Regions from separate parts of the Homo sapiens genome. Here region 1 is linked to region 2. A link is a contact called in ENCODE Hi-C or POLR2A ChIA-PET data. All regions are on one chromosome and are shown on one strand. Each heading gives the region's core, a stretch centred on a gene start or an enhancer-like site at or near the end of the contact. The rest is flanking DNA. Distances are from core to core; before and after follow the strand shown. Region 1 overlaps LINC02767 (long intergenic non-protein coding RNA 2767). Region 2 holds the start of CR1L (complement C3b/C4b receptor 1 like).

Region 1 (5,379 bases), core at 960-3,459, 320 kb before region 2:
AGACACTGTGATCGCTCATGTGCTTTGATCCTGCAGGCGCCGGCAGCTTTTTGTTCTATTATTCACTGCAGGGTGGATGCTGAGTTGTCTCTCCTTATTACAGGCAGTGGTTGGGCTTCCCACCGCCTCCCCAAGGCCACTGGGTGATAGCCATCAATAAGTCAGTAGCAGCGGCTGGCTTTGAGATGCCTTTTGGGAAAGGGATTTGTACCATTTCAGAATCATCGTTTTCTACAAGCATCCTTTTTGGGAGAGATCTGGGGAGAAAAACAATTAGCATAACAATTACAGAAATCCATGTAAAGATGCTAAGAGGAATACCTTATCTGCCCAGCTGGTGGCAGCTTTTGAAGACAGACCCCTGCCTTTATATCTGTGTGCCCTGCACAGCATCTGGCACATAGTGGGGCATCCTCTAATGTTTATTTAATGACCCAGTGTATGAGTGAACATCTCTTCTCAAGCCTCAAACCCATTCCCTTCAAAAACAAGAGGAAAAGAGGCACTGAGTATCATAAAAACTTTTAACCATGTGGCATTCTGGATAAATCTGTTTATTTGTTTATCCACAATCTCCCCACACACACACTACAAGACACAAGCTCTATACGGGCACTTTGTATATGCCTAGCACCTACAACAGTGCCTAGCATACAGTAAGTCCTCAGGAAACGTGCAAAAAATGAATGAACTGGATGTCAGGAGACCTGGGAACGAATTCCAGCTAAGTTACCAGCTGGCTGAGTGACCTGGGCCAGTCACTTCTCTCTGGATCTCAATTTGCCCCCTGTGTGGCAGGAGCATTGTGCCAGATCTACGATAGAATCAATCACCTAGTCTAGACATTTCTTGAAGAACATGGGACATTGTGTCACCCTACCAAATCCATGCTGTGAGCCTTCCAGATCCATGTTCTGTCCCCGACTTCTTCCTCCACAGTCATGAGGTGCTTTGACAATCTATACAGATGCAATGTGACGGGGTCACACAGAAAAATCCCAGGGGCCTGCAGCCAGAGGGAATGTGTGGAGGCTACGGAAAGGAATATCCTTGAACGGAATGCATGACTTCTGCAAGAGTCATAGCTTCATTTCTGCACTTGCTCTCCTCTCACCAATAATCCAGGCACAGAAACCCTCCCCCGCCCTCCTCCCTCGGGGGCACAGGATAATGTTGATGGATGGGATGGAGTCTGGAGCTGAGAGGGCATGGAAAAGAGGGGAGCCCTCCTTAGCAGACCGTCTTGGGGCACACAGGTGGAATGATCGAGTAGCCAACATGCACTTCAGCAAGGGCAGAGTGATGTTTTTCATGACTAATCTTCAAACCCCGGACGAGAGGAAACACATTCCAAAGCGACTGCTTGAGACAAGAACAGGGTGGGACGCAAAAAGTTAACTGAGAATCAGGAGATAGGAGAAGACTCAGCCACACCCAGCCAGTGAAGATGAATTTAAAGAGAACTCTATGTAGTGCGGCTCCCTGGGTGGAACAGAACATATGATTCTCGTGCCAGAGTGTGGGTTCACCCCTCTCGCCTAAACCTTCCGTTGTGAGGTGTGCCCTTCAGACAGTTATGCTTGGGTGGGCCCCGAGCAACCCCGCCACCCTCCACTCTCACCGCCCCCGCACGCTTGCAGAAAGCCAGCCTTTCTGGAATGGTGACTCGTCGGGGTGTACGATGTCTTCGTGGGGTGGGCAGAAGGGATGGTATTCCCTGTTTGCAGCCCCTGGGGTGGCAGGCGTATGTTGGGCCTAGCTGGCTCCTATTTCTGAGTCTTGACACCTCCCCCGCTGCCTGCCTCCTCCTCCTCCTCCCTCTCCCCTGGGCCGCCGAGCTGTTTGGCCCGCGGTGCCCCGCTCAAAGTCAGGGCCAAGGCCAGGGGAGGGGGCAGGCGGTGGTTCCCAGCACTGCCCTCACCTGATATTTACTTTCCAGGCTGTTGACTCCCAAACAATACAGTGCACGCCGATTTGCAGGGTACCTTCCGTCTACTTTCCCAGTAAACCACTCCCACCAAGCAAACACGCAGGGTTCCCCTGGCCCGCGCGGACCTGGAAAAACACAGCGCTTGGCTGGTCTCCCTGGCTGGCCGGACCCGCCGCCTTCCGGCCAGCGCACCTCCGCTGCGTGGAAGCGGCCGTGCCATGGCGCCTTGCGGCCACGAGAGGGCAGCCGCGGGCCGCAGAAACACCACCGCGCCCGGCTTCCCGAGCCTGCGCCTGCGCAGACCCGAGGCCGACCCGAGGCGGTCGCTGGCCAAGCGCCCGGCCAGCGCTTCCGGCTGCCGAGGCTGCAGCCTTCAGTGAGCTGTGGCTCTGCCGCCCCGGGAGGGAACAAATGGCGGATTTCAGGCCTCCGGGCCATGCAGCCTCCCTCTGAGGCCCCAAAGGCGCGATAGAGGCGGTGAGATGCGGCTGGAGCTGGGAACGAATTCCCCGGCCGGCTGGGAGGCCGCCCAGCCCGGTGCGCTGACCGCACTCGCCTTGCTTTCACCCCTCGGGTCGCCTCTCGCACCTCGCAGCCGAAAGCCCCTCCGCTGGGTCACGTTTCTCCATCCCGCTGCAGCCTGAGCAAGGTCGCCTTCATCCTTTACAGACAGAAGTTCCTCTACCCGGAGGCCCGGAGCCTGGGAGAGGGCCACTGGGAACGTCGCATTTGCAGAGCCCCAGTAACCGGGCTGTGGACCGTCTTCTTACTGCTTGAAGTTTCAGGCTCAGAGCAGGAAACGATTCCAGAGCTCAGCCAGGCACCGATGAGAAGAAAAACAGAAGCAGCACATTGCCCAGGGCCATGGAGCTTGCCAGTGAAGAGCAAACCAGGCCACGTAGGGCCGCTGCTTGGGACCCTGTCCTGGCACCCCCAGCTCTTGGAGAAAGTCAGCGCTCCCAAGGCCTCCAGGCCCGCCAGCATCGTCTGGCCCTGACTGCTCTCCACCATACCCCACTCTCCACTGCAGCTCTTCCCCATGTCCCGGCTGTGCACATCCGGCTCCATGATCCCAGCCGCGCCCAGCTTCACTCTCTGCCCAGCAAACTCTTGCTTGTCTTCTAGGTGTTGGCTTAGAAAACATTCTCCCTGCAAAGTTTTCTAGGCGTTCCCCGCACCTCTCACACAACCCTATGCAACACTGTATTCCAGGGTAGCCCACACAGAACCTCACCTGCTTGTTCACTTATCTGACCCAGAATACGAAAGGCCCACACTAGGTCTTAATTAATATGTCCCCTACATCCCAGCTGCCCCATCCAAGTCCCCAATTTCTGGGCCCATGTACTTTTTACCGTGTTGCCCACTGGCCCTTTCACTATTGTAACTAAAATAAGCAGATTTATGGCCTAGAAGACTCTATGCTTCTACGTCAGAACAAGAGCCTGCTCTTTTCTAATTCCTGGGAGAATATTATGACAATTCTTGCTTCTGAAGCCTGGAGAATAATTTCCAACATGACAGTCTCCCTACTTCTGTGGTCCGGAGGGTACTTTCTAACTTGAGTTATTCTCATTATTCCACTCAAGAGAAGTAACTGCAAAACAGGTGTTAAACCATGCAGTAGGATTTACAGAGGTTGAGGGACTCCATGAGTCCACTTGAACCAGAGCAGCACGATTTTTATTTTTTAGGTAGGAATTTCTTTTGGGGGGAAAATAAGGAGCCAAGAATTCTATTAATGCTTTAAAAATGTTTTAAGTGGGAGGAGGGTGAAGGGACAAGCAACTCTACTTTCTGCTCAATATTGCTGTGAACTAAAATTTTTCTAAAAAATACAGTTGATTGATTTATTTAAAAAATGTTTTAGATGTCACTACACTAAAGGATTATAAAGTAGAGCAGCTGAAGAGCTGTGGACAATTGTTAACAACTAATCATTTCCAAAGGCTGTACCTACATTCCCAGTGAAGCACATATCATAACTTCTCAACCTAGGGAGCCTTTCCCTTCCCTTTTATGTGGAGTCTATTTATTGTCACCCATTGTTTCTTCTTCCCTGACACCAGGGAGTCTGATTTTTTATGGGTGTAGTTAGGAACTGAAAGTTTGTTTCTTTGTTTTTTTTGGTTTTTTTTTTCAGAATTTGTTACATTTATAGAAAAAGTTGCTATGTTACTTATTTGAAGAAGAGTTGAAGCTTTTATATTTCTCTTTTAAAAATGTTTTGTTTGAGGCCCTAGGGTTTTTGTTTTTTGATAAATGCTCCCTCCGACTCAAAGATGTCCAGGTGTTAATCCCTGGAACCTGTGAAACGGCTACCTTACAAGGCAAAAGGAACTTTAAAGATATAATTATATTAAGATTCTTGAGATGGGGAGAAAACAGTGTTAGGGAAAGAAGGAGATGTGTCCACAGAAGCAGAGGTGGCAGTGATTCAATGTGAGAAAGACTCGGCTGGTCACTGATAGCTTTGAAGATGGAGAAGGGGCCGCAGACCAAGGAATGCAGGTGGCCTCGAAAACCTGGAGAAGTCAAGGAAACAGTCTCCCCCAGAGCCTCCAGAAGGAACAGTCCTGCTGACACCTTGATTTTAGCCCAGTGAGACACATTTTGGACTTCTTACATCCAGAACTGTAAGATAACAAACGTGTGTTGTTTTAAGCCACTACGTGTGTGGTTATCAATCACAGCAGCAATAGGGAACTAATACAAACACACTCCAAAGGAAAAAAAATCCTGCCATAGATCACGCAGGTGGTAAGAAGGAAGCTAATTGTAGAGGGGAGACAGATTGGCTAGAGCCATTGTGGAGAGGAGTTCTTGCAATAGTAGTAGAGGTCACCCAGATAGACCTGTATATATTCTTTGTTATTACAAAATCAGTATGAGTTGGCACCACGCGGGCATATTGGTGGAGCATTTGCATGCCCTGTTTTATATTTTAACTGTATGGCCATTCATATTTCCCCTGCTAGCCTGAAAGTTTCCAAGATGGCATTCATCTTTGTATTCCTGTTGCCTGCAATGGCTTCTATGAATAATACCATCTTATGTTTATGAGGCACTTCACACTTCCCAGAGCACTGTGTGGCCATTATCCATTTTGAGTCTTACCGCAACTCTTGTGGGGTCAGGCAAGACTGGTGGTGGCATTATCAATAGATTCCATTTTACAAAAGACTGGCACCCAAATTTCTCTGACACCCAGGCCCTCCTCTCCCCAAGAGTCCACTCATTTTCTCTGCAAAGTGAATTCTAAACACAGATGAGAAAGTTGAGGCACTGCTGGCGTCCTAAGAGCTCAAACTGGGCCCCAGGGTTCTCGAGTTACTGTACAGACCTTCTTGGTCTTCTTCCCACTCTGAGCACAGGAGAAAATCCTCTTGTGCAACTGGTAGTGGAGGAGAAATGCCACAACAGTGACACCACCTTGTCTCTCAAGGACA
Region 2 (5,610 bases), core at 2,584-5,083:
TTTGGTACTCAAAGTCCACTGCTGTCAAACACAAAACAATGTGAAGAATATATTGTAATCAATTTCATATTGAAAATAATCATTCTACAGAACAATGGAGAAAGAAGATTTAGCCATTTCTTGTGCTGCCTATCTCCCAGTCTTCTGGTATCCTGGCAGGTGACCAGATATGGACTGCTCTTTTTGCATTGTAGTATGCCGAGTGAGGAAACTAAGAAGCAATAAGAACTTACTGGTCTTGGCTTCTTTCATTGAAAATAAGGAAAACACCTGAAATAGGCAGAAGAGACCACACACAACAGGAGATCGGGGGTTTTGTCCAAAAAAGCAGCTCCTCTTCTGGAGGAATGAATGAGACTGGCCTGAAATTTGACACATGTTTCCTTCTGCTATCTGGAACCATTTGGCAACTACCTTTGAGAGGGCAGGTCTCCCATGCACAGCACCACCTGCTTACAAAACCTTATCTTTGTGAGAGTGAGTTGCTCCAAAAATTGAATGTTTATTTTAATTCATGTATTCTCTCTGCCTAGCATCGTGAGTTCTCATTTTTACTTTCTCTAGGTTTCATACCTGTCTTGATTTAACCCTATCAACCTCAAACTTAACCTTATTTTTCCTTCTCTTCATTTTTAGTTTTGTTATCTTCCATGTTGCACCCTATTCATTTTATAATTCTATGTTCCTCTATTTCAAATTGCTTTCATTATCTTCTTCAACTTCCAGGTTTTTTTTTTTTTTCTGTGTGTGTGTGTGTGTCTGTGTGTGTGTGTGTGTGTGTGTGTGTGTGTTTGAGACCGGGTCTCACTCTGTCACCCAAGCTGGAGTGCAGTGGTATGATTAGGGCTCACTGCAGCCTTGACCATGGGGGCTCCAGTGATCCTCCCCCTTCACGCCCTTCAGCCTCCCAAGTAGCTGGGACCACAGGCATGCAACATCACACCTGGCTAATTTTTTGTTTTTAATATTCTGTAGAGGTGGGCTCTCCTTATGATGCCCAGGCTGTATGTACTTCTAGTACTAAGCCTATTCTAAACATTAATCTTTAAAAAGAAAAAAAAGTCCTTTCGTTTTCTTCTTAACACCACTGCTCCCTAATCCCATCACCCTCCTTCAAAATGAACGTTTTAATGATCAGTGAGATGCAAGACTGAAGTACTGGAAGCCCTGCAGAGTCAACATAAACAGGGGAGACAGATCCTTTCTGGCCCTCAGCTGCTGCTGCCCTAGCTTTTTAGGTACAACAGAAAGACCATCCTGAGCATAGCTCTTTAAAGAACCTTCCTCTTGGAGGCAGGAGGGACTTTTTCCTAGGCTCTAAGCCCCAGCCAAATAGTATATTTAATTTTCTGATATTTAACAGATGTCTATATGGATACTGAGTTAGGGTTCATACAGAAGCAAACAAATGGGGCTTTTGGAACCACAAATGGGGGAAGACAGAAGATTCCTGCATTCTGATGGGGAGAGACAGAGAACAGAAAAGATCACTTTAAAAGGGTGATTACAAGAGGTACTTGAACTGGGTTGTATGTGTTCAACCTGAGTTGGGGGGTTCCAAGAAGGTCTCTGAAGCGGTAACATTCCAGCTGAGCTTGCAGAAGAAACAGCCCATTTATGCAGCAGGTCATGGGGAGAACGTTCCAGGACTGAGGGAACAGAAAGCACAGATGCCCCAAAGTGGCAGAGTTTTGTCTGTTTGATGAGAAGCAAAGCCTTCCCTCCCCCCAGTCATTTGTTAAATGCTGTCAGAAAATTATACTCCTTTCCTCCAGAACACTTCCCTGGTTAATATATTTGTTACTATTATGTTTTGGTTAATGTCTGCCACTCCCAATACATTTTAGCAAACATCTGTTGATTGCCTACTGTGTTCCCGGCATTAAGCACTTAACAATGAGCAAAAAAAGTCCCTGCTTATCTTCCTGCATGTACGTGTGTGTAAACAAATAGTAAAAAAAGGATAAAGAAAATAGGAATTGTCTGTTATTACCTACTAGTGTAACAGCACCAGACATACAAGACCCATATTTGTTGAATGAATGTTCCTAAGAGAAGAAATGCAACGTACAATCTGTACATGGAATAAGATCCTAAATATAATTTGGACATAGATACACATGAAACACAATAAAGTCAGAAGGAAATATAACAAAATATTAAAAACAGTTGTCCTTTTATTTTGTTCATTTTGCACAATAAGCCTGTATTTAAGCATGTATTTTTTGGCTTTTTTTTTTTTTTTTTTTTTTTTTGAGACAGGGTCTCACACTGTCATCCAGGCTGGAGTGCAGTGGCATGATCACAGCTCACTGCAGTCTTCTCCTCCTGGGCTCAAGCGATCCTCCCACCTCAGCCTCTGGAGTAGTTGGGACCACGGGCATACACCACCATGCCCATCTAATTTTTTTATTTTTTGTAGACATGGGGTTTTGACATGTTGTCCAGGCTGATCTTGAACTCCTGGGCTTAAGCAATCACCCAACTTGGGCCTCCCAAAGTGCTGGGATCACAGGTGTGAGCAACTGGGCCTGGCCTAGCATGCATTTTTAAAAATATTGATTCCATTCAATGAAATACAAAACAGTGGGATAGGCCTTAAGCTTCAGTTTATGAGCTGTAGGGGAAAACAAGATTAACATTATCTGCCTTCCTTTGTTAGGATACTAATTTCTCACTAGGTTTGGCTACCAGTGTTTTTTAGGTTGCTTCACATCTCTCAAATATGACTCAAACTAATGAAAAGAAGGAAAACAATGTCAAAAAGCCACTAGGCAATGGAATCAGATACTGTCTATATTGGTTGGGAACAGGAAGATGACTCGATGGCCCACCCACCCCCCAAAAAAGCAGCCACTTAAAATTCAAGACCAATACGATCTCAGGCAACACGGACACTGTTCACAGAAGGCACTAAAAGCATGGTGCGCCCTTACCACCTCTCTAACCCCAGGCACTGAGAGCCTGCTCTCACTCAACATGCCCTCCCTAGCCGCAGAGTCCGCGCTCGCTCCACTCAAAGCAAACAGTGAGCTGTCTTGCCCACAGTGAACTCCGCACACAGGCCACTTGCGCACAGCACGCTCCCAGCAACACCTGGCCAGGCCCCTGCTCGCCCAGCCCAGCCCAGGCCAGCCCAGCCCATGGGGCACAGCAGACGCACTGCAACCCTTACCGCGGGTACTGTCCAAGCCCTAATGAACACCCTACTCACCAAGGCACCAAGGGAACACAGGGCAAACTCTCACCACGGGCACAGCACGGGCTCTAGCAACAATCCCACGCACCTGTGCACTCCAGAGCAAGCCCTCACCTGGGGCGCCCAGTAAGCCCTCCCCTTGCTGACTGGGCTCAATCCCGAAAACACGATTCACGCTTCTTTTGGGAACGCAGCCAGATCCTGCGTAAATGTCGGCCGCGCACACGATGCCACCAAACAAGCTTCTGCGTGGTTCCCGCATCCCCCGCCACATACCCCCGGGATCTGAGCACGGCACCCCTCGGAGAACCCTGGCCTCGCTCTCTATCCCAAGCAGGCACGACGTGCAGTGAGCTTCGCCCCGCGCCTCCTGCCCGACTGACTGAGCAGAGCTCTAGCCTCGCCGCGGACGCGCGAATCCACCCCGGGGTCCTACCGGAGAAGGAGGACAGCAGCAACACCAGGGCCGCCAGAAGCAACCCAGGAAAGCGCCGGGAAGGAAAGGGACGCTCGAGACGGACGGGAGGCGCCATGAGCGGCGCGGGAGACCCCGTGATTTATCCGGAGGTGAGCAGAGAAACCGAAAGCCAGCCGAGCAGGGAAGTCCCTTCTGAGTCCGGTTAGTGGACACAACAATCCCCAAACTCACAGTTTCCAGGGCCGCATGACAGGTGGGCGTGGCCTGGGCGCGTAGTGTGAAATTGAGTCTTAGCGCCGGGGCGGCTGGGGCCAATCGGCGGGCCGCGGGGCGGGGCCTCGGCGCGCAGGGGCAGCCCGTTGGCCTTCGAGGAGACAGGGCGTGTCCAGAGCCCTGGCAGGGGGTTATCGTGGGCTAGCACCCCTCAGGGTTAGTTTTATCCTGGGGCACTGCAGGCTGTCAGGACTGCCTGGGCCCTTACTTGGTATTTGGCATTAGTCAGGCATTATTGGGAACAATATTTGAGTTTTTCTTGCTTGAATGCCTGCTACTGAATCGTCTCGGCGCCGTCTTCTTTTCACAGTCTCAAAGGTTTGGCTTCTGCACTCCCAGCCCCTAAGATAATTTGCCCTTTGCTCCCCTCCCTGGAGAGGACCCGTCAGAATCTAAATTATTAAGCAACACCAGGCCGTTAGCATATTGAGACTCTATGGGACCCTTGCCCTTGAGCAACTAAATGTTTTATTGAAGACGAAATATACATGCATGAACAATGTAAGGACAAGGGTGTCCTAAGTGCCAAATTCCTGGAAGCAATAAATGCAGGAGGATTGGGATGGGTAGAAATTGTTAGGCGAAGTGGATAAGGGGGAGAACTTTTCTGGTGAAACAATCTCAGGAACAATGTTGGAAAATTAAGAATGAGCAGGATTGATTTGTAGGGTTCTGAGTAAGCCAGTATGACTGGTAAAAGGGGGAAAAAAAAAGGGAACATGACTGGCATTAAAAGAGCAAACAAAAAAAGTTGACATCTCTTCCCCTCAGATTGGCAAAGAATTAAAACGTCAGCCAATGTGAGTGAACATGTTGCAGGGGGACCAGCACTCTGTTTGTAACATAACTTTTCAGAATGTTAAAAGTCTTAAAGTGGAAATGACTTGTGTTAGGCTCTCAGTTCCCAGAGAAATCATCAGAGCTGTGATCAAAGATTTATAATTTTTGTAAAAAATGTAAACCCTAAGTGTCTAGCAAAAGTAATAAGGAGGCAGTTACCTTTGTGTGATGGAATTCTATGCAGCAAGTATTGCAAAAGAATACCAAATGTGAGAAACTATGATATCATTGTAAGTGGAAAAAGCAGAGTCCAAATTGGCATGTGCATTTTGGCAGTCCTTTTATTAAAACAAAAATGCTATATATATATATATATATATACATACACTAATTTGGAACACAACAAAATTAACAATGGTTAAGATTATAGATATTTCACTTTCCTTGTGCTTTTCAGTTTTCTTTTTCTATGTTGACCCTATGTTACATTTAGAATAAGGTAAAGAAAATGTATTTTAAAAATCAAATCTATGTATCAATTGTTGTTTTGTTCATAGAATTATGGGAGTAGAACTTGTATTACACAGGGTTTGTATGAGAGGATAGTGAGGAATTAGATGCTTAGTGTATAAACCTAAAATGGGTCTTATGGAATTATAGAGTTTAAATGTATTTAATACAGTTCTATAACTGAGATGTACTGAAGACTTTCTGGGTTCACCAAACCACGGAATTTCCTCTTCCCAAACATTTTCAAATTTTTGGCATAGAATACAAGACATTGAGTCTGGTGGTATATCAAATAAACATCTTAGTATCTTGGATTATAAAATTCAGACACTCTATGACAGTAATTAAAGGAGGTATAATTAAGGGGATAGTAAATAGGAAACTCAATGAGGAGAAATTATTATTCCTGTTAATGTATGGTGTGAAAGAG

Evidence for each region. Hi-C counts contacts between places; a loop is a spot of excess contacts on that map. ChIA-PET counts read pairs that join two places held with the same protein, here RNA polymerase II (POLR2A). Pooled maps may share reads with other maps.
Region 1: a pooled map shows a loop between it and region 2 (5-fold over the local background). The contact joins the enhancer-like site here to the promoter of CR1L in region 2. A Hi-C loop is called at or near these places in 3 of 168 maps with a recorded cell type or tissue (B cell, CD4-positive, alpha-beta T cell and naive thymus-derived CD4-positive, alpha-beta T cell) and 5 of 50 pooled maps. POLR2A ChIA-PET finds 5 or more read pairs at or near these places in 1 of 52 experiments (Caco-2).

Annotation. Positions count from the first base shown.
Region 1 is chr1:207,960,506-207,965,884 of GRCh38, reverse strand. All of the region lies in intron 2 of LINC02767 (long intergenic non-protein coding RNA 2767), which reads right to left. Among named protein-coding and RNA genes, the nearest start is that of LINC02767, 4.2 kb to the right of the region's middle. RefSeq lists enhancers at 1,185-1,714, 2,401-2,460, 2,521-2,620. Within about 2 kb of position 2,209, at least 31 of the 41 ENCODE cell types and tissues checked have a DNase peak (open chromatin) inside an H3K27ac peak, as active enhancers do; they include B cell, where a contact is called at or near this core.
Region 2 is chr1:207,643,356-207,648,965 of GRCh38, reverse strand. It overlaps CR1L (complement C3b/C4b receptor 1 like), which reads right to left and starts at 3,833. Exons shown (of 12, transcript NM_175710.2): 1 at 3,636-3,833. The coding sequence starts at 3,732. It also overlaps the pseudogene CD46P1. RefSeq lists an enhancer at 3,724-3,803 and a silencer at 3,864-4,033.